Regions from separate parts of the Homo sapiens genome. Here all the other regions are linked to region 1. Evidence: read pairs that join two places in POLR2A ChIA-PET (ENCODE). Cell type or tissue: GM12878. All regions are shown on one strand. Each heading gives the region's core, and the rest is flanking DNA. Links, peaks and the distances in the headings are about the cores only. Region 1 overlaps FGD4 (FYVE, RhoGEF and PH domain containing 4). Region 2 overlaps FGD4 (FYVE, RhoGEF and PH domain containing 4). Region 3 has its middle 140 kb from the start of PKP2.

Region 1 (10,252 bases), core at 3,165-8,164:
CATGGTCAACATGGTGAAACCTCATCTCTACTAAAAATACAAAAAGTTAGCCAGGCGTGGTGGTGCGCACCTGTAATCCCAGCTACTCAGGAGGCTTGAGTCAGGAGAATTGCTTGAAGCTGGGAGGCAGAGGTTGCAGTGAGCTGAGATTATGCCACTGCACTCCAGCCTGGGCGACAGAGCGAGGCTCCGTCTCAAAAAAAAAAGTGTAAGGGAGGATGTGCGTAGGTTATATGCAAACACTATGCCATTTTATATAACAGACTTGTGTAAGCAGATTTCGATATGAGGGTGATGGTCCTGGAACCAATCCCCCAGCCCCACATGCTGAGTGACAACTCGGTACTGTTAAGAAGAAACTTTACTAGCCCAGTGCGGTGGCTCACGCCTGTAATCCCAGCACTCTGGGAGGCTGAAGCGGGAGGATTGCTTGAGCCCAGGAGTTTGAGACCAGGCTGGACAACATGGTGAAACCCTCTCTACTAAAAATACAAAAATCAGCCAGGTGTGGTGGGATGTGCTTGAAATTCCAGCTACTTGGGAGGCTGAGGCAGAGGCTGCAGTGACCTGAGATCACAGCACTGCACTTCAGCGTGGGTGACAGAGCAAGACTGTCACCAAAAAAAGAAAAAGAAAAAGAAAAAAGAAAAAGGAAATTTTATCTGTAATGTCATCTTCCCTTGATTCTCTTCCACCAAAAAATATATAATACTAGAGAATAAAAACATTATACTAATCTAAATTAGGAAATTGATCCCTAAACCCCAATTTACAATCTCTCTGATCTTATCTATAAGGATTTCAGTTGGTAATACTTTCTCTTTCAGCATTTCCTCTCACCGTGGTTGACTTACTACATTAAAATACTAAGATAGGCTGGGCGCAGTGGCTCACACCTGTTAATCCCAGCACTTTGGGAGGACGAGGCGGGTGGATCACAGGGTCAGGAGATCGAGACCATCCTGGCCAACATGGTGAAACCCCATCTCTACTAAAAATACAAAAATTAGCTGGGCATGGTGGCACGTGCCTATAGTCCCAGCTACTCGGGAGGCTGAAACAGGGGAATCACTTGAACCCAGGAGGCAGAGGTTGCAGTGAGCTGAGATCGCACCACTGCGCTCCAGCCTGGACAACAAAGTGAGACTCTGTCTCAAAAAAAAAAAGTCTGGCCAGGCTCTGGGAAGAAACCGATTCTGGATGTGTGTGGTGCCCCTGGTCAAGTGAGGGCAGGACTGCAAAGGGAGCTCACCATCCTCACTCACTGCTTCTGTCAGCATTCCACAGGCTAGGCTCCCTGATAGACACCCTTCGACGTGTATGTTTAGATCAGCCTGACATTAAACACTGCGTAATATCCCACAGTTTAACTCTATCATAATTCACTTAATTAACAAACATAATTTTATTATTTTTTAAAAGAGCATCCTAGTAAATTTCTCCATATCTGCACAAGTATTCTTTTGGATAGACTACCAGATATGGACTTCACAGCTCAATGGTATATGAATTTCAAATTTTGGTAACTTACCGAAAACTTTACCTTCCAAAACATATCAATATATATCCTCTCTGCCCTTTACCATTAATCTATACTAGATTATTAATTTTTAAAATCTTTACTGTTAGCTGGGAGAATATGGATAAGTAAATTTAAAGTATATTCATGCGACGTAATACTATATCTGAGTTAAAATGTGTTCGGAATTGGTGGGTTCTTGGTCTCACTGACTTCAAGAATGAAGCCACGGACCCTTGCGGTGAGTGTTACAGCTTTTAAGGCGGGGCATCTGGAGTTGTTCGTTCCTCCCAGTGGGCTCGTGGTCTTGCTGGGCTCAGGAGTGAAGCTGCAGATCTTCGCGGTGAGTGTTACAGCTCATAAAAGCAGCATGGACCCAAAGAGTGAGCAGCAGCAAGATTTATCGCAAATAGCGAAAGAACAAAGCTCCCACAGTGTGGAAGGGGACCTGAGCAGGTTGCCAATGCTGGCTCGGGCAGCCTGCTTTTATTCTCTTATCTGGCCCCACCCACATCCTGCTGATTGGTAGGACCGAGTGGCCTGTTTCGTCAGGGCGCTGATTGGTGCGTTTACAATCCCTGAGCTAGATACAAAGGTTCTCCACATCCCCATCAGATTAGTTAGATACAGAGTTTCCACACCCAGGTTCTCCAAGGCCCCACTAGAGCAGCTAGATACAGAGTGTCGATTGGTGCATTCACAAACCTTGAGCTAAACTCAGGGTGCTGATTGGTGTGTTTACAAACCTTGAGCTAGATACAGAGTGCCGATTGGTGTATTTACAATCCTTGAGCTAGACATAAAGGTTCTCCACGTCCTCACCAGAGCAGCTAGATACAGAGTGTCGACTGGTGCGCTCACAAACCTTGAGCTAAACACAGGGTGCTGATTGGTGTATTTACAATCCCTGAGCTAGATATAAAGACTCTCCATGTCCCCACCAGACTCAGGAGCCCAGCTGGCTTCACCTAGTGGATCCCGCACCGGGGCTGCAGGTGGAGCTGCCTGCCAGTCCTGCCCCCTGCGCTCGCATTCCTCAGCCCTTGCGTGGTCGATGGGACTGGGCGCCGTGGAGCAGGGGGTGGTGCTCGTCGGAGGCTCGGGCCGCACAGGAGCCCATGGAGTGGGTGGGAGGCTCAGGCATGGCGGGCTGTAGGTCCCGAGCCCTGCCCCGTGGGAAGGCAGCTAAGGCCCGGTGAGAAATCGAGCGCAGCACCGGTGGGCCAGCAGTGCTGGGGGACTCAGTACACCCTCTGCAGCCACTGGCCCGGGTGCTAAGTCCCCCATTGCCTGGGGCCAGCAGGGCTGGCTGGCTGCTCCGAGTGCGGGGCCCACCAAGCCCACGCCCACCTGGAACTCCAGCTGGCCCACAAGCGCCACACGCAGCCCCGGTTCCCGCTCGTGCCTCTCCCTCCACACCTCCCTGCAAGCTGAGGGAGTGGGCTCCGGCCTTGGCCAGCCCAGAAAGGGGCTCCCACAGTGCAGTGGGGGACTGAAGGGATCCTCAAATGCCACCAAAGTGGGAGCCCAGGCAGGGGAGGTGCTGAGAGCAAGCGAGGGCTCTGAGGACTGCCAGCACGCTGTCACCTCTCAAAAGCAAATGAACTACAGCTACACATCAACATAGGCCATTCTCACAAACAATGTGGAATGAATAAAGTACACAGAATAAAGTACAATTCCAGTTACATATAGTATATACTTTTAAAACATTCCAAAATGTTGTTATGGACACATAGCCATATGTGGTGTGATGTTATGATTTTTGTCCACAGTTCTGGTTCATAACTCTCACAGCCTTGTTATGAGGCTGGGGCACTTTACACCTCAGAAAATAATCTCTCTCTTTGCCCTCCTTGCACCTGCCCAAGCCAGGACTCTAATCTGATTGTTGGGTCACAAAACCCTCATTCTGGAGAGGGAGAAAAGCAAAGGTACACTAGACAACAATTTCAGGATGGCAGATACCTCTGGTGGGGAGGCATAGGGAGTAGAAAAAGAAAGAAGAACACAGGGGCTTCAAATGTATTGGTAACATCCTAATTCTTGAAGTCTGTTTTGCTCTTGTTCTTTAAACAATCTTTAGAGACATATACATAAACACACAACTTAGTATATGCATAAGATATTTCATACTGAACAACAGCACCTCATTGTTTAAATTTTGTATTTTCCTAATCAACAATTTCTATGTTTATAAATGTTTATTAGTCATTTTTAAAAAGCTTCTGTAATCTCTGTGCTCATTTTTTTTTTTTTTGAAACAGTGTCTCACTCTGTCACCCAGGTGGATCGCAGTGGTGTGATCACAGCTCACTGCAGCCTTGACCTCCCATGCTCAAGCAATCCTCCCACCTCAGCCTCTTAAGTAGCTGAGACTACAGGCACATGTCACCATGCCCAGATAATTTTTCATTTTTTTGTAGAGTCAGAGTCTCCCTGTGTTGTCAAGGATGATCTCAAACTCCTAGGCTCAAGCGGTCCTCCCATCTTGGCCCCCCAAAGTGCTGGGATTGCAGGCGTGAGCCTGCCACATATTTTTTTCTGTTTTTTTTTTTTATTTGAATTATAGCTGTCTTTAAAGGAGTTCATATCACAAATATTTTCTCCAAATTTGTTATGTTTCTTATCAAATCTTGCTTTTATACTAATTCCAGGTAATTTATCTTTTTTTTTTTTTTTTTTTTTGAGACAGAGTCTCCCTCTGTCGCCCAGGCTGGAGTGCAATGGCGCGATCTCGGCTCACTGCACCCTCCTCCTCCGGGGTTCAAGCAATTCTCCTGCCTCAGCCTCCCGAGTAGCTGGGACTACGGACTGACGCCACCACGCCCGACTAATTTTTTGTATTTTTAGTAGAGACGGGGTTTCACCGTGTTAGCCAGGATGGTCTCGATCTCCTGACCTCGTGATTCGCCCGCCTCGGCCTCCCAAAGTGCTGGGATTACAGGCATGAGCCACCGCACCCGGCCAATTTATCTTACTTCTAAGCACAAACATGGTGTTTAATTATAACTATTATTATCTTTACTATTAATTTCTTTGGATTCCAGTAGATCAGTGCCAAGTGGCTATTCAAACCGGAAGAACTATGTATTTTCTCTTTTTTGAGACAGAGTCTTGCTCTGTCGCCCAGGCTGGAGTGCAGTGGCAGGATCTCAGCTCACTGCAAGCTCCGCCTCCCGGGTTCACGCCATTCTCCTGCCTCAGCCTCCAGAACAGCTGGGACTACAGGTGCCTGCCACAACGCCCGGCTAATTTTGTTTTTGTATTTTTAGCAGAGTCGGGGTTTCACCGTGTTAGCCAGGATGGTCTCGATCTCCTGACCTCATGATCTGCCCGCCTCGGCCTCCCAAAGTGTTGGGATTGCAGGCGTGAGCCACCGCACCCGGCCCAGAGCTATGTATTTTCTGAATGTAAATCATTCACTTAAATGCAAGCAGATAAAAGTTTATTTCTCTTCTCTGCTCCATCCCTCCGTGTCAGTCCCTTAGCTTCATCCACCTGCAAACAGTAAATGCGTTGTGTAGCATTTTAGAGTCCTTTAACCCCATCTCTTTCATCCATACCTACCATGACAGTCCTCGGTCCACCCATATACAGTTCTAGTTCTGAGGTTGTCATGTATTGCTAGCTTAAAACTACTACATTAATGAGTACAGAGTTTCAGTTGGGAAGGATGAAAAAATTCTAAAGATGGATGGTGGTGGTGGCTGTACTACAATATAAATGTATTTAATGCCACAGAACCACACACTTAAAAATATTCAAAATAGTAAATGTCATGCACATTTTACCACACTTTCAAAAACTGCAAACATTCTCTGCCATAAATTTATGCTCCCCAACCTCAGCAGCCTCTCCTTGCTTCTTCCCAGCTTGTATGCTCATGCTTAGTCAACTCTATGATAGATACTCCACTGCTTGTACTATTCCTCTCTGTTCTCTTTTTTCACTCTCTGCTCTGGGGAACAGACCCGGGAGGGGGTTTACAGCTACTCCACTATGCAGAAGATTCCAGTACCAAGTTCCCTTTTCAGTTCATGCTCTCCTTCCTAAATGTCCAGATAGCTACCTCCTTCACTGAAGAAGGGAAGATTGAACTTTATGTTGAAGGATAAGTAGGATTTCATTAGGCATCAAAAGGAGGGAAAGGATATTATTTCAGGCTTTGTAGCAAGGAAATTGGTGGCAGACTTGCAAACACTGTGGTTTACAGAAGTGTTCATCAGTGCCTGCCAAAAGCCTCAGTGGCTGCATACTGCACTTAGAACGCAATCTCAATTTCACAGAAGGCCTGAAGGCTCTACCCCTCATCTCTTGCCACTTTGCTTTCAAAATATGGTTCCTAAACCATGCTCCCTCTATCAATCACCCAAGGTTTTGAGAAGGAAGTCAAGAAAAAATGTTTTCATAAATTTCCACAGGAACCTATTATTTTTTCCAACTTTGAAATAACCATGCAGCTTCCAGAAAAGGCTCCTCTGAGACTTCAAGAAAATAAAACGTTAGTTCTGCCCCTGCCAGGTCACACAAAGGATAAAGTACAGTCAGTTACTTGCTACTAACTTGAGAGAGAAGAAGGAAGGCTTTCATTTCTCTATTTTTTGATGAGCTGCCTGATCCAAATTTCTTCTAATTATCATCTTCCTTCCCCCAAGACCCTAACGCACAGCTTGCTGGGGTAACAGCAGCAACTTGGGCCTTTTGTGTTGGCCCGAATATTCTTAAAGGCCAAATTCAGAATGTGGAAAGAAAAGATACCCTAAATATAACGAGGATCTTCCTGTCTTTTGCAAATCATCCACTCTACGTATCCACCCCCACCCACAACAGATAATGATAATCTTACACATGCAGTTTCTTTTTTAATACAATCTCAGAAGTATATTACAGTAATAATATTCCAAAGAAAAAAGAATATTAGTAGATGCAAATTTAGTCAGCTTTTAAATATCTTTGTAAGTTACTGAATTTGTGGTAGGAAATAAGGTCAAAGATAAAAAGGGAACTAATTTTTTAAAAAACAGCTCATTTCCATCATATGCACGTTTAAATGGGTACTAAATAAATTATAAATTTATTTGCTTGGAATTTTCTAATTATTATTTTGGCAATCTATATATTGTCAACTTTAGTAATCATGTTGAAACAAACAGGTCTTCGGTACTATGCTAAGGATTATAAAATACCTATATAGCCTTTAAGACACAACAGTTCATCAGTAGTGGAACTTAAATAATCTCGTATTAGTAAACAGTTCACTGTTCATGGAGTATGGCTTATCTTCATCCTCTGCACAGGATAGCAGAGGCAAATGTTATTTGCCACAAATGGGTAAGGATTCGAGTTTAAAACAGCAGAAATTAGAGTAACCTATGGCAAACTAGAAAACAATATTTTTTAAAGTAAATGCTAAAACTCAAAAACATTTAAAATCCCTTCTAAAGATGTTGTATTTGTTTATTTACAAAGAATTACTGAGCCCCATATGGGACTCAATATAGTATACAGGACACATTGTTAGGGACTTGGGAATGTTTTTTATAAAGTCCTGCCCATCAGTTCAGCCACACCAGCTTTTTCAGTTCCTGTGACGTTAAGGTCTCTACATATGACTAAGTCTAATTATTCCCTGTGGGTTGTTTCCTTTGAACATTTCTTCACAAACGTAATTAAATATTCATGCAATGTCCTTTTTTTTTTTTTTTTTTGAGACGGAGTCTCGCCGTCGCCAGGCTGGAGTGCAGTGGTGCGATCTTGGCTCACTGTAACCTCCGATTCCCTGGTTCAAGCAATTCTCCTGCCTCAGCCTCCCGAGTAGCTGGAATTAGAGGCATGCCAGCTAATTTTTGTATTTTTAGTAGAGACAGGGTTTTGCCACGTTGGCCAGGATGGTCTCGATCTCCTGACCTCGTGATCCACCCGCCTCGGACTCCCAAAGTGCTGGGATTACAGGTGTGAACCACCGCGCCCAGCCTGCAATGTCCTTTTTTCTAGAGGACAGGGACCCTGTCTGTCCTGTTCATTATTATGGCTCCCATGCACATTGTTTTCAAACACTTTATACAGTCTCATTAAATAGTTCCTTCTCGAGGAACCAAAGGGAGAGCAAACAAGTAAAATAGTAATTGACAAGTTTGGCTGAGGCTCTGTGACTGCTGGAGGTACAGAGCGGAGGGTAAGAGAAGGCTTTCTAGAATACTTTATCTCTAAACTTCTTGAGGGCACATCCCTATCAGAATAAATCCTGGGCATGCATCCCCTAGTATGCATATTCGCACACAATGTAGGTAAGAGTTAGATACAAGCATTCCTGTATTAAGATACACACTTTAAAACACAAAAATAGGCCAGGCGCGGTGGCTCATGCCTGTAATCCCAGCACTTTGGGAGGCCGAGGCGGGTGGATCACGAGGTCAGGAGATCGAGACCATCCTGGCTAACACGGTGAAACCCTATCTCTACTAAAAATACAAAAAAATTAGCCAGGCGTGGTGGTGGGCACCTGTCATCCCAGCTACTCAGGAGGCTGAGGGAGGAGAATGGCGTGAAACCGGGAAGCAGAGCTTGCAGTGAGCCAAGATTGCACCACTGCACTCCAGCCTGGGCGACAGAGCGAGACTCCATCTCTAAAAAAAAAAAACAAAAAACAAAAAAACCCACAATAGAACTTAAAATAGGGCAAGGTAGAGGTAAAAATACTATTGTTAAGAGAACAATGTGACTGAATCTGCTTGTTTTTAAAAAATCTTTTAAGGTAAATGCTAAAACTCAAAAACATTTAAAATCTCTTTAAAGCTCTTGTATTCGTTTATTTAAAAAGAAATTGTAAAATATTTCACAATACAGCAATTTGGAAGAGTAAATCTATCTCAGTTTACTTCCATACTTAGTTTCAATGACTGCCATGAAGAGAGATTCATCGTCCTAAAGGGAAGAAGTCTATCACTGGATGCACTTACTAAGTCACAATACCTATTTTTAAATACCATCTACCAGTTATACAAAGGTTTTTCTCAAAATTATTCTGGCAAATTTCCATCTATAGTAATATCTCAGAAGATATTACATTATTTTTCAAAACTTACTCTAAAACATACTAAAACTATTCAAAGATTTTTTATTTTATTTTATTTTGAGATGGAGTCTTGCTCTGTCACCCAGACTGGAGTGCAGTGGCATGATCTCAGCTCACTGTAGCCTCTGCCTCCTGGGTTCAAGTGATTCTCCTGCTTCAGCCTCCCAAGTAGATGGGACTACAAGTGCACACCACCACGCCCAGCTACTTTTTGTATTTTTTTCTTTTTTAGTAGAAACGGGGTTTCACCATCTTGGCTAGGCTGGTCTCGAACTCCTGACCTCAAGTGATCTGCCTGCCTTGGCCTCCCAAAGTGCTCGGATTACAAGAGTGAGCCACCGTGCCCAGCTTTATTTTTTTATTTTATTTTATTTTTAAGCAGAGGCAAGGTCTTGCTGTGTTGCCCAGGCTGGTCTCAAACTCCTGGCCTCAAGTGATCCTCCTGACTCAGCCTCCCAAAGTGCTGGGAGTTACATGTGTGAGCCAGTGCACCTGGCCGAAGATTTTAAAAGACAGTTAAAAAGATCTGTATGTAAGTTTGAGTGTACTTGCAGAAATAAGTTTTTTAAAAAATAAGATTTTAAAAATAAAAGATACATCCATTGTAGTGATAAAATTACACAATAATGGAACATTTCCAAACAATCATTTCAAAAATGCTCTGTCTATAGTGTACTTTTCTGCTGCTCCTGATTGCAGTTACTTTCTAACTCATTCAAATGTCACCTGTACCTCAAAGGGACAGACTGTGTTTTCCAAATATATCTGCTAAGTAAGAACCTGCTAAATATTTACTGACAGACACTTGTCTTCACATGAAAGGTTAGCAAATGGGCACATGGTGGGGGCGGCGGTGGGGAGGCTTTTTTTTTTTTTTTTTTTTTTTCCTGAGACGGAGTTTTGCTTTTGTTGCCCAGGCTGGAATGCAATGGCATGATCTTGGGCTCACTGCAACCTCTGCCTCCCTGGTTCAAGCGATTCTCCTGCCTCAGCCTCCCGAGTAGCTGGGATTACGGGCATGTGCCACCACACCCGGCTAATTTTTGTATTTTTAGTAGAGACAGAGTTTCTCCATGTTGGTCAGGCTGGTGTCGACCTCCCAACATCAGGTGATCTGCCTGCCTCGGCCTCCCAATGTGCTGGGATTACAGGCGTGAGCTGCCGTGCCTGGCCCTTGTTTTTTTTTTCTTTTGTAAAGAAAAAGATGTAGTATCTTTAGTCTCACAACTTGTTTAAATATCGTGCCATTAAATAGCTTATGATGTTTGTGGTCACTTATTACCAAGTATTGCCAGAATTCCACTATCTAAAATAACATCATCTCAGTCCACTTAACCAGCCATGCTTAAAATGCCATGGACACAAAAACAGACAAGTGAGCTTGCATTGTCCAGTCTCTGTTCTCTCCTCAGAATTCCATACATATACCATATAGATAGATGTATCTGACACATAGATGGAAAAAAATGCTAGAAAAAGGACAAAAATATTAGGAATGCCAGGGCTGGTTTTTTGTTGTTGTTTTTTGAGATGGAGTTTCACTCTTGTTGCCCAGACTGGAGTGAAATGGCGCTATGTTGGCTCACCACAACCTCCGACTACCGGGTTCAAGCGATTGTCCTGCCTCAGCCTCCCAAGTAGCTGTGATTACCGGC
Region 2 (10,252 bases), core at 2,305-7,304, 95 kb before region 1:
AAGTATCCATTCAGGCAAACTAAGAAACCTGAGAAATATCTACCCTGTAGTTAGACACGTGTCTTGGGTTTGCAGATGGAAGTGTGCTGAAGTTTCAGAGTTAGCAACGCCTTCATTCTTTCTGCAATGAAAACTATGATGATCAGAACTACTGATGAGGCTGGACGCAGTGGCTCATGCCTGTAATCCCAGCACTTTGGAAGGCCAAGGCGGGTGGATCACCTGAGGTCAGTTCAAGACTAGCCTGGCCAAAATGGCGAAACCCCATCTACACTAAAAATACAAAAGTTAGTCGGGCTTGGTGGCAGGCACCTATAGTCCCAGCTACTCGGGAGGCTGAGGCACAAAAATCGCTTGAACCCAGGGTATGGAGGTTGCAGTGGGCCAAGATCATGCCATTGCACTCCAGCCTGGGCAACAGAGTGAGACTCTGTCTCCAAAAAAAAAAAAAAAGTGTTCCCTGTTGCCAGGGCCAGTAGCTCAGTAAATCAACCACTGAGTGAGGACTCAGTCAAGAGCCTTCAGCAGAGCATCATATATTCTGCCCTTGGGTTTGAGGGGCTAGGGCCCAAACCCACCATGAGGTAGGGAAACAATGACACTCAAAGGCAAGTTTCAAATGCTACCTGCTCCCTAAGGAAAAGGAAGTTCAGTATATATTCTCTGTGGAAAAGCAAATAACTGGCTGTTTCTTCAAACTTTCCCAGCCTGCCCACATTCCAAAACTGTAAATTCACCAATTCTTGGACTCCCTGGGCACAGATTCCTGTTAAAATGATTTCTCTTTTTAAAATCTGAAATTTCAGCTTTTAGGCAGTTACTAAGTATGAATATCCAGGGTAAATTCACCTGAGCAGCCAGAAACATAAGCTAATGATGGAAAGGAGCAGAAAAACATTCTGAGTCTCCGTGGATTCTGGGATATTGACACCACTACAGCTAGGATTGGTTCTTCACCCTCTGCTCTGTGACCTCCTGAAGCATCCAAATTTTTACCAGGCCATGCATTAGAACAATAAATGGATGACTTATTATTATTATTGTTATTATTTTTTGAGACAGAGTCTCGCTCTGTTGCCCAGGCTGGAGTGCAGGAACAGGATCATGCCTGGCTAATTTTTGTAGTTTTAGCAAAGACGGGGGTTTTGCCATGTTGGCCAGGCTGGTCTAGAACTCCTAATCTCAAGTGATCCTCCTACCTCAGCCTCCCAAAGTGTTGGGATTACAGGTGTGAGCCACCAAGCCCAGCTTGGATGACTGTTTTCTAAAGCAGGTATTTCAAAACCTGACAGCACTCTGTATTCCAGGGGTTCATGCGTGAGGTAGCTATGATCAACTGCAGTCGTTCTCATGGATTTTTATCCTTTAAAAATGGTTATGGGCCGGGTGTGGTGGCTCATGCCTGTAATCCCAGCACTTTGAGAGGCTGAGGCGGGCAGATCACCTGAGGTCAGGAGTTCGAGACCAGCCTGGTCAACATGGTGAAACCCTGTCTCTATTAAAAATACAAAAATTAGCTCGGGAGGCTGAGGTAGGAGAATGGCGTGAACCCGGGAGGCGGAGCTTGCAGTGAGCCGAGATCAGGGCACTGCACTCCAGCCTGGGAGACAGAGCGAGACTCCGTCTCAAAAAAAAAAAAAAAAAAAAAATTAGCCAGGTGTGGTGGCAGGCGCCTGTAATCCCAGCTACTCAGGAGGCTGAGCCAGGAGAATAGCTTGAACCTGGGAGGCAGAGGCTGCAGTGAGCCGAGACTGCACCATTGCCCTCCAGTCTGGCCAATGAGAGCGAAACTCCATCTCAAAAAAAAAAAAAAAAAAAAAAAGAAAGAAAAAAAATGGTTATGGCTAGGGGAATGTTAGCCAGAACTCCAAACCTTTCTCTCCCAATCAATAAATAAAAATATAAGAAGAGCCATACCTTCTAGAAGTCCTGGTTGCCAGAGGCCACCTGAGCCCCTAATGGCTCCCTTCATGTATCCTGCAACTATGGTGGCGGTAGTTTTACCCTTACCACCTTGCCTCTTATGAACATTTCTTTTCATTTGATTGCCCCTAAGGCCCTAAAATGTAGAGTATCTGAAAGACTCAGAGATTAGCATGGAATAATAAGCATCAATAAACATTTGTGGACCAAAAGGAGGAGTGAACATAGGATTAGGAGAGAACCTTTTACTGTAAGTCAAGACTTGATGGCAATAATTTCATCCTCTGAGTACCCTGTATTTCTGAAGAGTTAATCAATTTACTGAATGCTTATTGTCTACAAACCACTGTCCTAGGCACTATGGAGGAATCAAGAGAGGGGAGACATGACTCCTGCTTTTCAAGAACCTACAGCTCTGCATTTACATCCAACCAGAGTTCCAGAGATATGCAGCATTCACTTGAGAAAAACCCTCAGAGCCATTCTATTTTAATGATTCATTCTGTTGCCTGATTTTGGAAAGCAGTGTGATAGAAATGGTTCCCTTACCTGGCCTGCAGTTCCAGTGTTCTCTCTTTCCCAGACACCTGGAAAGTATGTGGATATTCTTCATTTTGAGTCTCTACAATTTTCATTCCATCAATGCCAACCCTGGTTCGAACTGTGAATTTAGAGCCTACCAAGCTGAATTTGGGCACACAGTACAGCAACATGTTGTTGAACTGCAAGGAACGAGAACATATATCAGTAAAGAAAAGAAATAGGGGAAACTGATCAGGTTTTTTTTTGAGACAGAGTCTCACTCTGTTGCCCAGGCTGGAGTGTAATAGTGTGACCTTGGCTCATTGTAAGCTCTGCCTCCCGGGTTCACGCCATTCTCCTGCCTCAGCCTCCCGGGTAGCTGGGACTACAGGCACCCGCCACCACGTCCGGCTAATTTTTTTTTTGTATTTTTAGTAGAGACAGGGTTTCACTGTGTTAGCCAGGATGGTCTCGATCTCCTGACCTCGTGATCCGCCCGCCTCAGCCTCCCAAAGTGCTGGGATTACAGGTGTGAGCCACCGCACCCGGCTGGAAACAGATCAATTTTAAAGGTAGCCCTAGACAAAAATTCTAAGTAATTTCTAGACAACACAGTACTTCCTGCATGAGAAAAATTATTTACTAAAACACTGAGGTTTATGCTTGTATAAAAAATCATATTCCTACATTTTGAAAAATATATTTCCCATTCATGGCTTATACATATTTTATTGATATTTATGTAAATTAATAATTTTGTACTACTGCACTAAGTAAATTAGTTCAATAAATTCACAACAAATTACTAAGGACCTTTGATATACCAGGAGCTTAATTTCTTAACTTTGTAAGTTCTTAAACACAAGAATTTCTCATTGATGTATCTTAGAGGGCAAGTCTAAAACAAGGTGTTAGAAGACAGTAATATTTAGCAATTATGATTATATCTGAGAGAGGGTCTCACTCTATCACCCAGGCTACAGGACTCACTGCAGTCTTTAACTTCTGGGTTCAAGTCATCCTTCTGCCTCAGCCTTCTGAGTAGGTGGGACTATAGAAACACACCACCATACCCAGCTAGTTTTTCTTAGTAGAGATGAGGTCTTGCTATGTTGCCCAGGCTGGTCTTGAACTCCTGAACTCAAGCAATCCTCCTGCCTTGGCCTCCCAAAGTCCTGGGATTACAGGCGTGAACCACCATGCCCGGCCTCAATTAAAAAATTTTTTTTGTAGATACAGGGTCTAGCTATGTTGCCCAGCCTGGTCTTTAACTCCTGGTCTCAAATAATACTCTCACCTCAGCCTCCCGAAGTGCTGGGATTATAGTGTGAGACATAGCATCTGGTCAGCAATTTTTTTTTTAAACCAGACTGTTTAATGTTAAGCTTTTAAAAAATAGCCTATTTATTAGTTCAAATCTCATTAGAACACGTGAAAAAAAGCTCCAAAAGGTTTTTAATCACCATCCATATCATCGTCTGATTAAGGCCACAGCTTGCTTGCTAAGTTTTTCCTGTTAACACTTCTTTCCCTCTTCTATCAAGGACTTCTCAGGAGGATATTTGGTTGAAGCTGTGAATGTTGCAGGAGCTACAGAGCCACCAGCACAAGGGACAGAGGTCACACATTCCAGCCACCAACAATAACCAAATTGTTCCTGCAAACTGAGTGACAAATGTAATGGTATGGCATAAAATTTGTGAGTTATCCGATACTTGTCCTCAAGTTGGCTTTATAAGTTCAGCACTCATGCTGTTTTATAGAAATAAGTCCATGAATATGAAGGTTCTTAGCATTTGCCATTTGTAGTTACGCTCACATGACAGATTATCTTATAAATGTGTATGTTTCTCCTTCCCTTTCATGCTTTCAGGACTACATCCCCTCTATTATATTCTCCCTAAATGGGACTTCACATTCTAAACTGTCAAAAATCCTATATGAATCTTAAAATAGTTCTGATCACAATATGATGCTAGTCAATAAATATCCTTTTCCTCTTCGCATAGGTGAAGGTGGGAGCTCCCGCACGATAGAAAACATTGCTTACAAAGAAGATTATGTCATATATAGGAAGAAACCAAGTAGCTAGCCCTGTTCCCTCCATGAACCTTGTTCCTGTAGCAAAAGCCACCACCACCTTTCACAAATAATTACTTCTCTTTGGGTTTCCCCAGATACTGAAAAAAGAAGTTATAGCAACTATGGCATGAAGAACATTGACTTTCCCTTTCAGGGTAGGAGATTCCCTTTTATTTCATGCCCATAGCTTAGAAGTAGTGATTGGTGAAGCAATCTCAGACTAGCGAGGCAATTTCTAGAAGTCCTAGGTTGTGATTAAAAACTACAAGCCTCAATATTATTAAAAACACAGGGAGGGTCTTTCTTGATCTCTACTGTTCAAGTATTTATTTCAAGCCTCTAAAAATATATTTGACTGAAATAATTCAATTTGTTTTCTCACCAGTGACAATTTCATTAATGTTTGTTTTCAAAGGTAATAGGATACTGGTGGAGAAAATTTCTAGTGCTCGTTCTGTGTTCAAAGATTAAATAAGGGAAAAATTATCTGCATCTATCAAATTCCAAGGAAATAAGGAACAGAAAACTCCAAAGAGCCAAGAATAAAAAGTCTTGGTTGTTTTGTGGGATAATTTGGTGATTTTATTTTATTTTTTAACTTTTGGATGTCAGACAGTTTATTTCAAGAGTAGCTGCCATGGTTTGAATGTGTAAAAAGCGTGTGTTGGAAACTTAATCCCTAATGCAGAAGTGTTGGGAGATGGGGCTTAATGGTAAGTGTTTGGGTCATGAAGACCCCAATAATCTATGAATTAATCCAGGAATGGATTAATGCTGATTATAAAAGGGCTTGAGGCCATGAGGTGGATTTCTTGCTCTCTCTCTCTCTCTCACCATGTGATGCCTGCCTTCTGCATGTTATGATGCAGTAAGAAGGCCCTCACCAGATGCCAGCCCCGCAATCTTGGACTTCCCAGCCTCCAGAACTGCAGAAAATAAACCCCTGTTCTTTATAAATTAGCCAGTCTCAGGTGTTCTGTGATAGCAACATGAAATGGCTTACATTAAACAGCATCCTACATTAACATAAAAAACAATGAAAAAGTATGGTATGGAGGCATGAAAATATGCAAACACATGAAGATCATTTAAAAGCAGATAGCAGATTCTAAATACAGTTTGGTTTTCCAGACAAATGTATTATCTCAAGTGTAGGAAACAGAAAACTAGCCCTCATTACCTTTCTAGAGAGAAAAGAAAATAAAAATGGTGCTTCTGAAGTTTCTACAAGTAAAAGAACAAGAGGTTCCATGGGAATAAATGTGCACTGGCAAGGCAAGATTCTGTGACAAGCACAGCACTGGAGAGGGTGGATGAAAAGAACCAACATGACACTGGAAATGTTTCTAAGATGGTCTTCAAAGAATAAATGTGGCTCTCCTAAAATTCCTGCCATGTGACCTCATTCTCCTGGGAGGCAACGGCATATGTTTGATGGCTTAAAGTAACTGGAACAGGAGGGGTCTTTTCCTCAGTCACTGACTGCCACTTTCCCCAAGGTTCTTTGCCACCTGGACTCCAAAGAGCTGTTTAATTCAGCTCTGCCTCAAGATATTCAACAGAAACCTCTTTCCAAAACAACTCCCAGAAGTGAAAATTAGGCCGAGGCAATTGGTTAGACCCAGAGCTCAGAGTTTAACTGCAGAGGCTGTCACATTAATGAGGAAGAGGAGAAAGGAAAATGATCCTAGCAACTGAAAGGCAAAGACAGAGGAAAGACATTGGCTCCTGGTTATGTTGCCTAGAATGATGTATTAAGCACGTCTTTTTATTAAGTATTTTTGATTTTAGGCATCTTAAGGCCTTGTTGACACTGACAGGACTGCCCCTCCCAGGATTACCCGATTCCTAGAGAGAGTAACACGCCTTTCATGTGGAAACCAACCAAGTCAGAACTCACACCCGCAGTCACCCCCTGTATTAAACACTTACTCTCTGGGACACTATTCTCCTGCCCCAATCACCTCAGGGCCAGGACAACAGCCCCTAACCCCTAAAGAAATTATTCCAACTAGCCAATCCTAATCCTGGTGCTCTGTCTTGCCCATTCCTTCCTGCAGAAACCACAATAAAGGCTCTTGCCCACGTTTTCTGCTTGCTCCTCTGCCTCCTGACGCTGGTGCTTCCCCACTGCTCTCCCGCTTCATATGCCACACCCCCACCCCACCCCGATCTGCCCTTCCGATGGCAGTCATGTGATCTTTTATAATAGACCTCTGAAGAAGACTCTGAACCCTAACATGACACATCCTTGTTTTCTATTTAGCTATCTATATTACCCGTGAAAGAAGTACTTGTGTTTAGCACAAATGAGAACTTTTATAGTTAATCTGGTAAAAATACACATTTTTAAATTATGAAGATATTCACATACCATAAAATTTACTCTTTTAAAATGTACAAATCATGGTTTTTAGGATAGTTGTAAATTGTGCAACTATCACCAATTCCAGAACATTTTATGTCTCTAAAAGGAAACCTCATATCCATTTTCCATTCCTTGCTAGTCTTAGGGAACCACCAATTACATCCTCTCTCTATGCATTTGCTTTTTCTGGACATTTCATATAAATAGAACCATACTGTATATGGTCTGTTGTAACTGGCATCTTTCACTTGACACAACATTTTAAGGTTAATCCATGTAGCATATATAAGTTTTTATTCCTTTTTCTCGACATATACTATTTCATTGCATGAACATACCACATTTTGTTTACCTATTCAGTTAATGGACATTTAGGTTGTCTCAAATTTTTTGGCTATTATGAATAATGCTGTTATGGACAAAGATGTGCAAGTTTTTGTGCAGACACATGTTTTCAATTTTCTTGAGTTATAAAAACTTGGAGTAGAACTAGTGGGTCATATAGCAACCAAATTCTTTTAAAAACATGACTGACACAAAAAGACTTTTAAAAGTTTGTGGAAAAATGGAATTAAAAGAAAAAATTTATTTCAACCTAAGCTCTACCAAGTTCAATTTTGTAATCAATGATAGCAGCCATTTAATCCATCCTAAAGAACTGAGGGTCTTGAGAATTTTACCATGGCAATGCAGTAGTTTTTACACTATTAACTGAAGAAAATGGGTGTCCTTTATAGATTCTTTAAGATTAGGAAACAAAAAGAAGTCAGAGGACTGTAAGGTGTACGCTTAATGATTCTCTGTCAAAACTCTCGAAAAATTGCCCTTGTTTGATGAGAATAATGAGCAAGAACATTGTCATGGTTTAGAAGGACTCTTTGGAGAAGCTTTCCTGGGTGTTTTTCTGCTAAAATCTTTTGCTAGTTTTCTCCAAGTCATCTCATAATAAGCAGATGTTATTGTTCTTTGGCCCTCGAGAAAGTCAGCAGGCATATTGCCTTGAGCATCCCAAAAAACCCCTGCCATGACCTTTGCTCTTGACTGGACCTCTTTTGCTTTGACTGGACCACTTCTACCTGTTGGTAACCATTGCTCTGATTGTGTTTTGTCTTCAGGATCGTACTGGGAAAGCCATGTTTCATCTCCTGTTACAATTTATTGTAGAAATGCTTTAGAAGCTTGATGCCACTTATTTAAGATTTCCACCAAAAGTTCTGCTCTTGTCTGCAGCTGATCTGGGTGCAACATTTTTGGTACCCATTGAGTGGAAAGTTGCTTAACTTTAATTTTTCGGTCAGACTTGTGCAAGATGAACCCCAATGAGATGTCTGTGGTATTGGCTACTGCTTCTGCTGTTCATTGTCAGTCCTCTTCAATTAGGGCAGGAAAAAGATGAACTTTTTCCTAGCAAAAGGATGTGGATGGTCTGCTGCTGCAGGTTTCATCTTCAACAATGTCTTGTCCCTTCTTAAAATTAGTTACCCATTTGTAAACTGCTGATTTCTTTGCGGCATTGTCTCCATTAACTTTTCATGAAGTGTCAATGATTTTATCATTTTTGCATCCAAACTTCACCGTAAGTTTGATGTTTGTTCTTGCTTCAATTTTAACAGAATTCATGTTGCTTTGATAGGGGCTCTTTTCAACCTGATGTCTTTATTTTTTATTTATTTATTTTTCTGAGACAGGGTCTCACTCTGTCACCCAGGCTGGGTGGCATGGTCATACCTCAGTGCAGCCTTGGAACTCTTTGGCTCAAGAGATCCTCCTGCCTCAGTAGCTAGGATCCTCCTCCTCTCAAGTAGCTAGGAGTACAGGTGCAAGCTACCATGCCCAGCTAATTTTTAAATTTTTTGTAGAGACAGGGAGGTCTCTGTATGTTACCCAGGTTGGTCTTGAACTCCTAAGCTCAAGCCATCTTCCTGTCTCAACTTCCCAAAGTGCTGGTATTAGAGGTATGAGCCACTGTGCCTGGCCTCAAACTGATGTCTTATCCTTCTTAGTGCCCCAAACCAGATACTGTTCAGACATGTTATAACAAGTTACTATGGGTTTATTTTGTTGCAAAAAAAGCTTTGAAATCTACGCATAGTTTTTTCATAACATGCATTTTCCATGAACTTTTTCAAGACCCCTTGTACTGAACACCCCTCTGCATGACAATTAGTTCCTAAGTTTTCCTTTCAATGGAGACTGGAAACAGACACAGAAGCCTCTAAGCCCCCATGACAACTCATGCTATGGTGGGTGAGATGACTGCCTCAGAGCAGAAAAGTCAGACATGAATAACATCCTAAGAACGTACTGTATGCCAGTCACCAGGCAGCCTTTTCACCCATGTGTCTGTTTCTCTTTAATAACAATTAGAATGAAAGCTAACGTTTATTAAGCTATTATTCAATGTTAGCTTATTCTTTGTCAATGCATATTATTATGATTCTTATTATCATCTTATTAGATATAGAAAGGAATTGAAATTCATTAGGATAACAAAGAGTAAAGGTCAGGTGGACAGAATCCAAAGAAAAAAAAATTGTCTGGATGCCCCAGGAAGTGCTCTTATATTTGAGATAAGCCCCAGACTGTCATTTCCAGGAAGTGAAGGAAAGGGTCAAGGACTGACTGCAGTGAGAAAGAACTGTGTAGAGAACTCATGTACTTTTCCCATAGATATTTTAGACACAAGACTTACAACCAGGCTTATATATATTTTTAGCCTAGAAAGATTAAAAATAGTGACTACAGAGGATTAGGAAGAGAATTGATGTCAGGAAATGATACACCAACAAAATATCCAGGAAATGGTACCCAATTACCTGAGAATGAAATGAAAGAGAAAATCTGAAACAAGCAAAAGGAGGATTTCCGAAAGTATCATATCCCACGTGTGTAAAGTTAAATTGTTGTCAGTATGTGCTACTGAAGTAAATTATACTGTCAAAGGATCCTTGGGGTGTTGCTTTGTCAGCTGGACACCTTTGTGGCCAGTGGCTCCTTTGCCTGAGTTCTGCTTGGGCCTGCTGGGCTCATTCTGCCCATTCGGCCTGGCAGGCTGCGCTTGGTTTGTGCTACCAGCCCAGATCCCAGGCCTGCCAAAGGCGAGCCTGGAGCAGCAAGGGGTACGTGAATGAGCGAGCACAGGGTCCGGGTCACGCGCACAGCCAGGCATGCTGGCTACAGCAATGGGAGCATTTCTAGGCACCAGCATGGGCACCGGCTCCCTGCAAAGCTGTGGCTGGAGCAAGCGTACTGCAAGTGGCTTCCACTGCTGGCACTGGGGAACATGCAGGCCCACACCAAGCCACCCTCAGCAACCCCTTGGCTTCCCTCCCATGCTCATTGGCACCAAAGTCTGGA
Region 3 (10,252 bases), core at 3,303-8,302, 520 kb before region 1:
ATCTGTGAAATGGAAGTTACAGTAATAGTACTTACTGCCTAAGACTGTTTTAAACATGAAATAACAATATAAGGAAAGCACTTTGAACAGTGCCTTGTACATAGTAAGTGCTGTATGTGTATTTGCTATCATTATTATTATTTCTTTGTTGGATAAGAGGTGAGCATATGACTCGGACATCAGAAGAGGGTAAGGTGATAGTCAGATTCATTCCTTTCAATCGCCACCACTCATGAAGCCAGTCATTCCATTAAGATGTTCAAGAAGAGATAGATTTTTTTCCCACAAATCTAGGGAAAATTACTGGTAAAGACTGTAATGCAAATGCTTAAGTAAGACAAAATGAAATATTTGAGGATTTCTTTATTCATGCCATCTCTTTTCTAATATCAGCCTAATACTGAAGAGTTGGTTTGGTGTTTAACTTACCCACCAACCTCTGAAAAATAATTTCTACCTTCCTCCCTATTTACAATGAACTTCAATCCCTTTCTGCCTATTTTTGTGAAAAATTCTATGTTGAAGAAATATGCCTTTTTCTTAATTCAAGGGTGGGAAAGGAGCTGTGGGAAAAGGGAAGGTGGTGAACAGTAAGAAGTGAGAGTAGCAGGAAGCAAATTTGCAGGCTGACTTCCATTTTCAGTGTTCTTATCTGATGGTTTCTCAATTGAGTTTTGTGCCTCTTGAGGGAATATGCTCTACCTAAGAATTTCATTGAAAGGCTGTCCAAATCATTCCTTTCAAATATAACGATGTGCTTCTCAAAGAGAAAAGTAGACCCTGCTCATTTGCCTCTGTTTTTCAACTGGTTGAGCCAAATTATGTAGAAAAATAATAAAAATGTTTAAGTAGATAACATATAGAATTTGAAGAACTCTAACATTTAAGAATCATTACGTTTCTATGCTCTAAGAATTTTCAATATTATATTATTTGATCCATATAGTTACACTACAAAGTAAATATGTTCATGTTACAGATGATGAAACTGAAGCTGAAAAAAGTCAAATAATTTGTCCAGGACCACAGACCCAATAAGTAAAGACCTCTGTGGAATTTAAATGTGGATCTAATATTGTTCAGGGGATGAGAAAACAAAATAATATGAGCTCTCTCTTCATTGAGGAGAACCTAAAAATACAAAATAGTTATTACCAAAGTACTTAAGAATGTACAGATAAAAATTAGGTTGAAAGAAACAGGTAAATCAACACTCCATTCTGCTATATTGTAAGTGAACAAATTTCATAGGTTATAGATTTTCAGCTATTTAATATAAAAAAGGAAACAAATACTATTTTGTCAAGTTTACATTTTAACATAGACCTATAATATAGGTCTAATTTTCATCTCTATACATTGGATAATTGCTCAAAGACTTGAAACATGATTTTTGGGGATATACTATTCATTGTTCATGAAATATATCACTTATATATCAGGATGTTTCACTCAAGATGTAAATAAAATCCCATTTTTTGTATTATGCTTTTCCTTTTCATAGGTCTCTAAAAATCTATTATAAAGTCAGAATATGTTTTGGTTTTGAGACGACTAGCAAGATTCTTTATCCCCCTTTTGAAAGGCTAATGAGATAGAGGAGGGAGACTTTAAATTTTTTAATCTTTTTTAAAGTTTCAGAATACAATATATAAAGTTCATTTATTGCCTTACTTTATATTAAAAGGAGGAACCTTTTTTCTTCATGTACCAGAGAATTACATGCATTTTTATGTTCACTAGGGAATAAAACAGAGCTTTTTGTTTGTTTTGTTTCATTTTGCCTTTTTAAAAGAAGTTCTTCTGAGACTAATTTATTGTACCTTTGAGGTTAAAAAATGAATGAATCGCTATGCTATCCATTCAGTCACTAATCCACTCATCCCATGAGTAATCCTTTTGTTGTTAGAATTGGAGTATATTGCAATAGGATGTATCAAATGCCATTATTTCACTTAACAAATTATTTGAAGCTAGAGGTCAGGAGACAGCATAATGTATTCCAGGGGTCCCCAACCCCCAGGCCATGGACCAGTACTGGTCGGTGGCCTGTTAAGAACCGGGCCACACAGCAGGAGGTAAGCAGCAGTCAAGCCAGCATCACCACCTGAGCTCCGCCTCCTGTCAGATCAGCAGAGGCATTAGATTCTCATAGGAGTGTGAACCCTATTGTGAACTGCACATATGAGGGATCTAGGCTGCATGCTCCTTATGAGACTCTAATGCCTGATGATCTGAGGTGGAACAGTTTCACCCCAAAAGCATCCCCCCAACCCCCATCCCCCATCCGTGGAAAAATCATCTTCCTCTAAACCAGTCCCTAGTGCCAAAAAGGTTGGGGCCTGCTGTTGTATTCAATTGAATTTAGAAAGCATTGATTGAACTCCCTCTAATAAAGCACTAGAGCAAGAACTTTGCAAATGCAATGATTGATAAAACAGCATTTCTGCCTTCCGGCCACTCATAGTCTAGCTTTTAAATAACTCTAATACATGACAGTATGTCATAAGTTCTATAACAGACATTCAAACAGGACGTCTTATTCGTGCTTCCATTAGAGTAGTTATCCAAAATATGCCTCATCTAGGTCCTGATCCTGATCCTTATAATTGTCAACTAAGAATAATATGGAAAAACTACTTTTATCAACATCAATTGAGTTTGTTTTCAATACTCTAGTCCTTAGAGATTCATCTGCACCAACACATCAATTGCTGTCATAGACTTCCATACATATCTCCTGCATGCCTACCATGTGCCAAGGGCCATTATTTTAGCAGCACTAGCAGAAAAGACTTATCTAGGTATACTCTATACTCTTGAAATAGTAATAATAATTAACATTCTGCCTTCTGTTTGAGAATGTTCTCTTTTACAACTGAATTCATAAAATCAGAAGAGACGGGCACAAAGTGGTAAAACTGGAAGGTGTTACTACTGTCAACCAGATGTTAGATTTGTCAAATCAGCCCTGACAATCAAATGCCATTTTAGGGTCCTCTCGCCTCCTCCTGCTAGTCCTGCCCAGATTCAATCACACTTCCCACTAACATCTGCAGGCACATAAGAAGCACTATCACAGGTACTTTTTTATGTTACAAATTTTCCCAAAATAAACCTGCCTCAAAAATATATATTACCATTCAAGCTCAATTTCTACAGATAACTTGCTAAGTAACAATTAGCTAATCCAGTAAAGTAATCTGCAGGAGACGACTAATGAAGGCATTTACCTCTGCCTCCTGATCCCTGCCAAATACCTCCTCTTCCAAAGTGTATGGATGCATTCTAAAAGCCATTCTACCTGTTTTCCTCACCTTCCTCCAAATTTTAATGATTGAGTTAAATAGGAAGATTATATTGTTATAGTAATTAATTAAGGAGATATTTGAGGGGACATGGAGTTTCACGATCATTTATATTATGTAAAAGAGTACCCAATAGGCATGTTTATAGAAGATGTAACAATATGGAACAAATACTAAACAGAAAAAGATAGTCATAAATCAAAGATTGTATTCTTTGTCCTGAATAAAAGCCTCTTCCCTGTAAATCCAATACTGCTTTAACACATCCTCTAAGGATTTGAACTTGATCCTTTCCTTAGAATAATTGTCAAAAACATTACCATGCCCTCTGGCTGAAAAACAACTACTGAGCTCTATTCCTATGGGAGGAAAAAATATATTTTGTGCCAATATAATTTTCAAATATCTTAAGAAAATTTAAAGAGATAAATAATGTTCAAAAGGAGTACTGAAAGAAAGTCACATTCTTAATATGTTTGTTTTTCATAAACAGATGTCTGAAAATTAAAAAGTTAAAGGAATCTATTTGGCAGATGTTGGAAAATTGTTTTTATATTTGAAAAATAATTCATATCAATTTATCATTTTTCTTTCAAGCAAAAATTTTTCCTGAGAAATTATGGAGACAGTTTGTCCTGGACTCTACTGCAATGAACCCCAGAAATATTTGATTTTGCATGCAAATATAGATGCTGGTGTATATTTTTGTAAGAACTTTCCCATTTAGAAAAAAATAAATCAGGAAGGCCAAAAACTCTGGTTTTACTGTTTTGAAAGACACCAGGCAACCGAAAAGGAATATCAAAAAAGCATCTAATAAAAGGAAAAAAAAGACAAGCAATTTTCATAAAATCTAGACAGGAGTTGTCAGGAAGCAGAAGAAAAGTCTCCTTAATACTGTTAGAATGAGAGGCCTGAAAGGAACCTGGGTCGTTTATTTAACTTACCGCTAATCTCAATGTCTCAGTTACCTTGCAGTGAGAAAGCCATGCTGTTTGTTCATCTCTCAGGCAGGGAAATATTTCACAACATCCCCCCAAATTACAGCCAATTAGCAAACTTTTGGAGGACATTTAGCTTTGTACATTATGCAAATCTTCCCTTTATGCTTTAAATATATTTATCGGCTTAGTGGAGTTCAAGAATAAGTGGTCATAGCCTCTATATCATGATATTTATGATTCTGGTAACTATGCTGTTCCTAAATTCTTTCTTCTGAGAGCTAAGTAAGCTCAGTTTCATTTATCTTTCTTCATATATATGTCAAGGAAGTCATTTAATATAATCTCTTAAGCATTTGAGTGGCGTGTCTCTGAACCCTGCCAATTTTTTTATATCTCCAATTAAATGGGGAATCTAGATGTCATCAAGATAATGAATATAAAGAAAGATTATCTTGCATCATTTGTATTAGGTTGGGGCAAAAGTAATTGCGGTTTTTGCCATGAAAAGTAATAGCAAAAACCGCAATTACTTTTGCACCACCCTAATAAATTGTGCAGTAATTAACTTAATGGCAATTTTCATTTTAATACCTTTAGTGAAGACTTATGAAAAAATTATTTAGACTCTAAGTTAATCTAGGTTTCCAAAAACAACAAAAACAAAAGTTCCTAGTAACAGTTTGACATATGCTTTCAAAAATTCATCATGGGTTCCAACCCAGATACCAGAGAAACTGGCACTAATTAACCCTCTTGTTATATAAAATAATAATACTGGACTGAATATATGAAAAAACTGCTTTCATATATTGAACAACAGGCAGCATAGGTTCGAATTCTAAGAGGAAACAAATGAAGTAAGCTATACAATTACTGAACTTTTTGCCTGAAGTCGCTTTCAAGACTGCTGCACAGAAAGAGGGAACATGGACTATGGAGGTGTCACTAGGTTGAAGAGACAAAGTGCAGACTTCTGAGATGCAAGGTAGGTAGAATTTGAAGAGCAGAATACCTGAAAGGGAAAAGCCATGAAAGAGAGAATTCTAGAAATCTCTAGCTGACTAATAAGCTTCACATTAGTTAATAATAAGATATATGTGGCTAAGAACAGCTACTAGGGAAAAAACAAATATTAGGGAACTACCAAAGCTTACCCAGGACTGGGAGATATTAAATTCCATCCAGCCAGAAGAAGAAACCTCATTGAACACTGAGGCATTCAGTAGAGACTTTAGAAAGACCACAACTTAGAAGCAGGGTTAACCTAACCCTAGAGTAAAAGTAACTCTAGATGTTTACTAACAAAACTCAGTGGGGTGGGGGAAGCCCAAAGGAATCAAGCTGTTCTTCAAAATGTAACTATTGCCATAACAAAGACCTTTTAAAGAATAGATACAAAATCTAAACACTCGAGAACCAGATAAGTGAAACATAAAAAGGTAAGCCAAAACCAGGAGAAAAATCAATTAATATAAATAAGAAATACACAAATAATAAAGGTGATAGACAAAACATGTTTAAACAGATATTAGAATATATTAAAATTTTTGGCCAGGCACCAGGCACGGTGGCTCATGCCTGTAATCCCAGCCTGTTGGGAGGCCAAAGCAGGCAGATCACTTGAGGTCAGGAGTTTGAGACCAGCCTGGCCAACAAGAGGAAACTGTTTCTACTAAAAATACAAAAATTAGCCAGGTGTGGTGGTGGGCACCTGTAATCCCAGCTACTGAGGAGGCTGAGGCATGAGAATTGCTTGAACCTGGGAGGCAGAGGTTGCAGTGAGCCAAGATCATGCCACTGCACTCCAGCCTGAGTTATAGAGTGAGACTCAGTCTAAAATAAAAAATAATAATAAATAAAATTATATATATATATATTCTTCTGCAAGTACTGCAGAAGAAAAGATTAGTGAACTTAAAGACAAAGCAATTGAAAATATACAAACTAAAGAGAGAAAATAAGGCCAAAAAGGAAAAAGGAAAGAGTCTCAAGATTTATGGGGCACTATCAAATGGTCTAAAATATGTATAAGTGAAGCTCCACTGAAAGAAGAGCAATAAAATAGGTAAAGAAAAATTGACTGAAAATTTTCCAGACTTGTCAAAAAATTTTCAGTCCACAGAACAAAGAAACACAAAGTACCCCAAGTAAGATGAGCACAAAGAAAACTGTGTCAAGGTACAACCTAAACAAATTTGTAAAAACCAGTAATAATGAGGAAGTCTTAAAAGTAGTTTGGGGGAAGAAGGGAAATAAAAAGTTGCTCAACATCGTTAGTCATCAATTCAAAGCATATTAAAACCACAATGAGGTGTTACTATACCCATATACCAAAAAAGATAAAACCAAGCAGGTTGACCATCCCAATAGAGCAACCATACTTCTTATACCATACCATTGCAGAAGTTTAAAATGATACAAGCAACGTCTTAAAAGCTAAACATACATCTACACTATGGCACAGCATTTTCATTATTATGTATTTACCCCATAGAAATAAAAGCAAAGAAAAGAATGTTCCTATCAACTTATTCAACCAAAAACTGAAAACAATCCAAATGTTCAACAACACAATACAAAAACACATTGTGGTGTGTTTACACAACAGAAAACTGCTCAGCATATAAAGAAATTGCCTACTGACACTAAGAACATGAAAAAAAATCCAAAACATTATTCTAAGTAAAAGAAGCCCAACAGAGTATACACTGTATGAATTCATTTGCATGATGTTCTAGAATAGGCAAAACTAACATATGGTTAATAAAAAGTATAGGTTGCCTAAGCTGGGTTGTAGTGAAGGGTTGAATAAGATTTGGTGGGGTACTGCTCTAACAAATACCTAAAAATGTGGAAGTGTCTTAGAATTTGGCAGTAAAGAGAAGCTAGAAAACTACTGAGAAGGCAAGGGAAGAATAAAATAAAAGGATAATAGGATATGCAGCTGTCTTCTAACTGAAATGTTTATAACTGTTATCCTGTACTTATCTCACCATTGTATTTTTGGAGCAGATAACTTGTTTCTTGAGTGTTACAGGTACACAGATGGAGGGAAATTGTACTCCAGGATGGATTATACCAATGGCTTCACGCATACTAAATTTAGATGACTTAAATAATGACTTTGGACTTTTAAGATAATGAGATTTTATACCATGAATTGATGCAATAATTGAGAATTTGTGGGACCTTGGGATGGAGTGAAACTATTTTCTATGTGGGATTGATATGAATTTGGGACACATAGGGCAAACTGTGGTAAGAGGAATAATACCCCCTCCCAAAGGTGTCTATATCTTAATTCCTTCAACCTGTGAATCTGTTACCTTACATGGCAAAAGAGATTGCAAATATTATTAAGTAAAAGACCTTGGGATGAGGAGATTATTCTGGATAAAGTGGAGGCAGGGAAGGGTCCAATCTAGTCACATGGGTCTTTAAGAGTGGAAAACCTCTCCCAGCTATGAAAAAAGGGTGATGTGACTATGGAAAAAATGGTCAGAGAGATGCAACATTATTGGCTTTGGAGATGGAGAAAGGAAGGCATGAGCCACAGAACATGGGCAGCCTCTAGAAGCTGCAAAAAAATCGGGAAACAGATTCTCTCCTAGATCCTCAAGAAAGGAATGCCACCCTGCTGACCTCCTGATTTAGGCTCAGTGAGATGTGTGTTGGACTTCTGACCTATAAAACCATATGATAATAAATACGTGTTGTTTTAAGCCACTAGGTTTGTGGCAAATTGCTACAGTAACAATAGAAAATGACTACAGATTTTGGAACTTAAATATTAATCAGTATTGCTTGATGATATGCTGCTTTACTTATGATCCACTAATTCTTATTTTAAACACAATTATAACAAGTTTAATTCATTTCATACCTGGCCAATGATATTTGAGATGTCAAATAATGCATTATGTGTCCGATTTATGTAGGAAAGTTTAGCATTCCTATCAGTGAACCCATATGCAAGGAATAAGCCATGGGCCTCTATGAAAACAGTGGCCAACAGAAATGTTTATATATTTTAGGTTAAAATAAAATATATATTGTATGTATATAACATTTTTACAAGGCCTATTTTAACAATTTTTAATTAATAATCAACCATCTTGCCTAATATTAGACAAAAAGGACTTCCACTGAATTACTGGAATCAGCTATACTGACAATAGCAAAAAAGCAAAGTTGAAGATCTAAGAATGGGGGAAAAGGGCAATGGAAAATCTTTAAATAATATCCTCAAAATATTAATACACTCAAAGCATAGAAGTCAGGCAAATGGGTTGTTGGAGCACCTGGTTGTATTACTGCATTTCCATGTGATGCAACAACTGACTTTTGTAATAATAAACCTGAGTTGCAAAAACCAAAAACAAAAATTGAGCTAGGGCTTTCCTATATACTAAAGAAACAGAAATACAGTTCTAAGAGATTTTCAGTAAAACAAGCAAAATAAATAAATGTTGATGCTTCAAAGATATTTGATTATTAGATAATTTTCATAAAAATTCTGAAAATGAAAAATAACTAGAAAATATTTGTATCAGCTATTGACAATACAACCTCAGTGCCAGAATGAGACTTTGCCTTCATATTTGCAATTGCAAGATGCTTAGAATCAATTTCTGAGCTTATTTTTCCATAAACTGCACCCCACCCCCCAAAAAAAGCCATCTTTACTTTTACAAAAGAATATTTGTAGACTTGAAGTAACACATTTTTCAAACCCATATTTTACACTAAGAGAAACTAGCATAATATGTCAGTGAATATTTGTTAAGGGGTTTTGTAGACATTAATAATTATTTTTTAATTATTTTCTTTTCTTCTCAGTTTTAATAGAATTCATTGAAAGCTTTTAACCTCTCTGGAATATTTCAACTATATTGAAGTTATTTGTTATTCTGGGTTTTAATGTCATGTTTCTTCTTGTAAAACAATGATTTTGTCATTTGTTACTTTTATATCATTCTCTATTGAATCTAGACTGAGAGAGGCATGGAACAGCAGGCTGTCTATCACAAACAATTATATAAAAGATTTTGAGAAATGGGATTTGCAGACCTTCGAAAAAGAAAACCCTAAACAAGAAGGTTAAAACACTAATTCTGTCAACTTCTGTTGATTTCTAAGAGTCAAGTTAACCACTTCAGGACTGATTACACTCCTTTCCAATTCTCTGAATATATTACAAGTAAAGAGAGGAAAATGAAATAATAATTGCTGTTCCTTTTTAAAGAACACAAATAGAAAACTTGGGTGATTACTCCATTGAAATGGCAAGAGACAAAGAGAGAGTGGGACAGGGAGCGACCCATGCTACCATCATGAATCTAATTTCCTAACACATACCTAAAGAATCCATGTATTTATTCTTTCATGTTGCTGATGATAACAACCTAACTCTGGTCATCAGTTCCCCACTCAATACATTGTCAGAAATTTTCTCCTGAGATGGAAATGCACCCCAAACATTGTAAAAGAATAGACACACATTAAATTATAAGGTCATGTAGTGCAGCATAAAGAACATTGACTTTGGAATGTCAATGGGTTTGAATCTCAATCCCAGTTCCTATTAGTTATGTGAACATAAGCAAGTTCCTTAATTCCTGTGTCTTTTTCTTTTTCTGTGAAAGAGCTATAATAATATGACTAGAACTTAGATTTGCATGATTTAATTAGATGATTTGCAAGAAGATGGGACTCAGTGTACTTTGCAATATGTTTTATCTCCTCCAATTCATTTCTTCCAGCTCTTCAACAGTCAAAATCTGTGAGAATCATGTTCTTCATGATATAAAGGGTAACATGAAAAAAGCACTGCAACCCAAAACTTCTAACGTGTTTGACACTTTGTTTAATTTAAATGTTAAATAATAGAAATGTTTAATATAATGTTAAATATAGAATTCATTTTTAATAACTTCAATTGGAGTATGGAAAATATAGATTATTCTTTAAAAGCTTACAACTTTGGTATTTAGCAGATTA

The links. ChIA-PET counts read pairs that join two places held together with the same protein. Peaks named below come from ENCODE experiments on the same cell type or tissue, not always from the same donor. Only the 100,000 strongest peaks of a DNase experiment are listed, where the experiment ranks them.
Region 2: POLR2A ChIA-PET joins it to region 1 with 5 read pairs; 3 of 35 experiments call an interaction of 5 or more read pairs at or near these places.
Region 3: POLR2A ChIA-PET joins it to region 1 with 5 read pairs; 2 of 35 experiments call an interaction of 5 or more read pairs at or near these places.

Annotation. Positions count from the first base shown.
Region 1 is chr12:32,518,351-32,528,602 of GRCh38, reverse strand. The region is part of intron 1 of FGD4 (FYVE, RhoGEF and PH domain containing 4); the gene reads right to left. Among named protein-coding and RNA genes, the nearest start is that of FGD4, 120 kb to the right of the region's middle. RefSeq lists an enhancer at 4,715-5,215. In GM12878, for the core only: no CTCF peak of the experiment used is centred there; DNase peaks (open chromatin) are centred at 5,462 and 5,572.
Region 2 is chr12:32,612,091-32,622,342 of GRCh38, reverse strand. FGD4 (FYVE, RhoGEF and PH domain containing 4) reads right to left here. Exons shown (of 17, transcript NM_001370298.3): 11 at 2,473-2,645. Among named protein-coding and RNA genes, the nearest start is that of DNM1L, 62 kb to the left of the region's middle. In GM12878, for the core only: no CTCF peak of the experiment used is centred there; a DNase peak (open chromatin) is centred at 4,573.
Region 3 is chr12:33,036,284-33,046,535 of GRCh38, reverse strand. No RefSeq gene overlaps it. Among named protein-coding and RNA genes, the nearest start is that of PKP2, 140 kb to the right of the region's middle. In GM12878, for the core only: no CTCF peak of the experiment used is centred there; no DNase peak of the experiment used is centred there.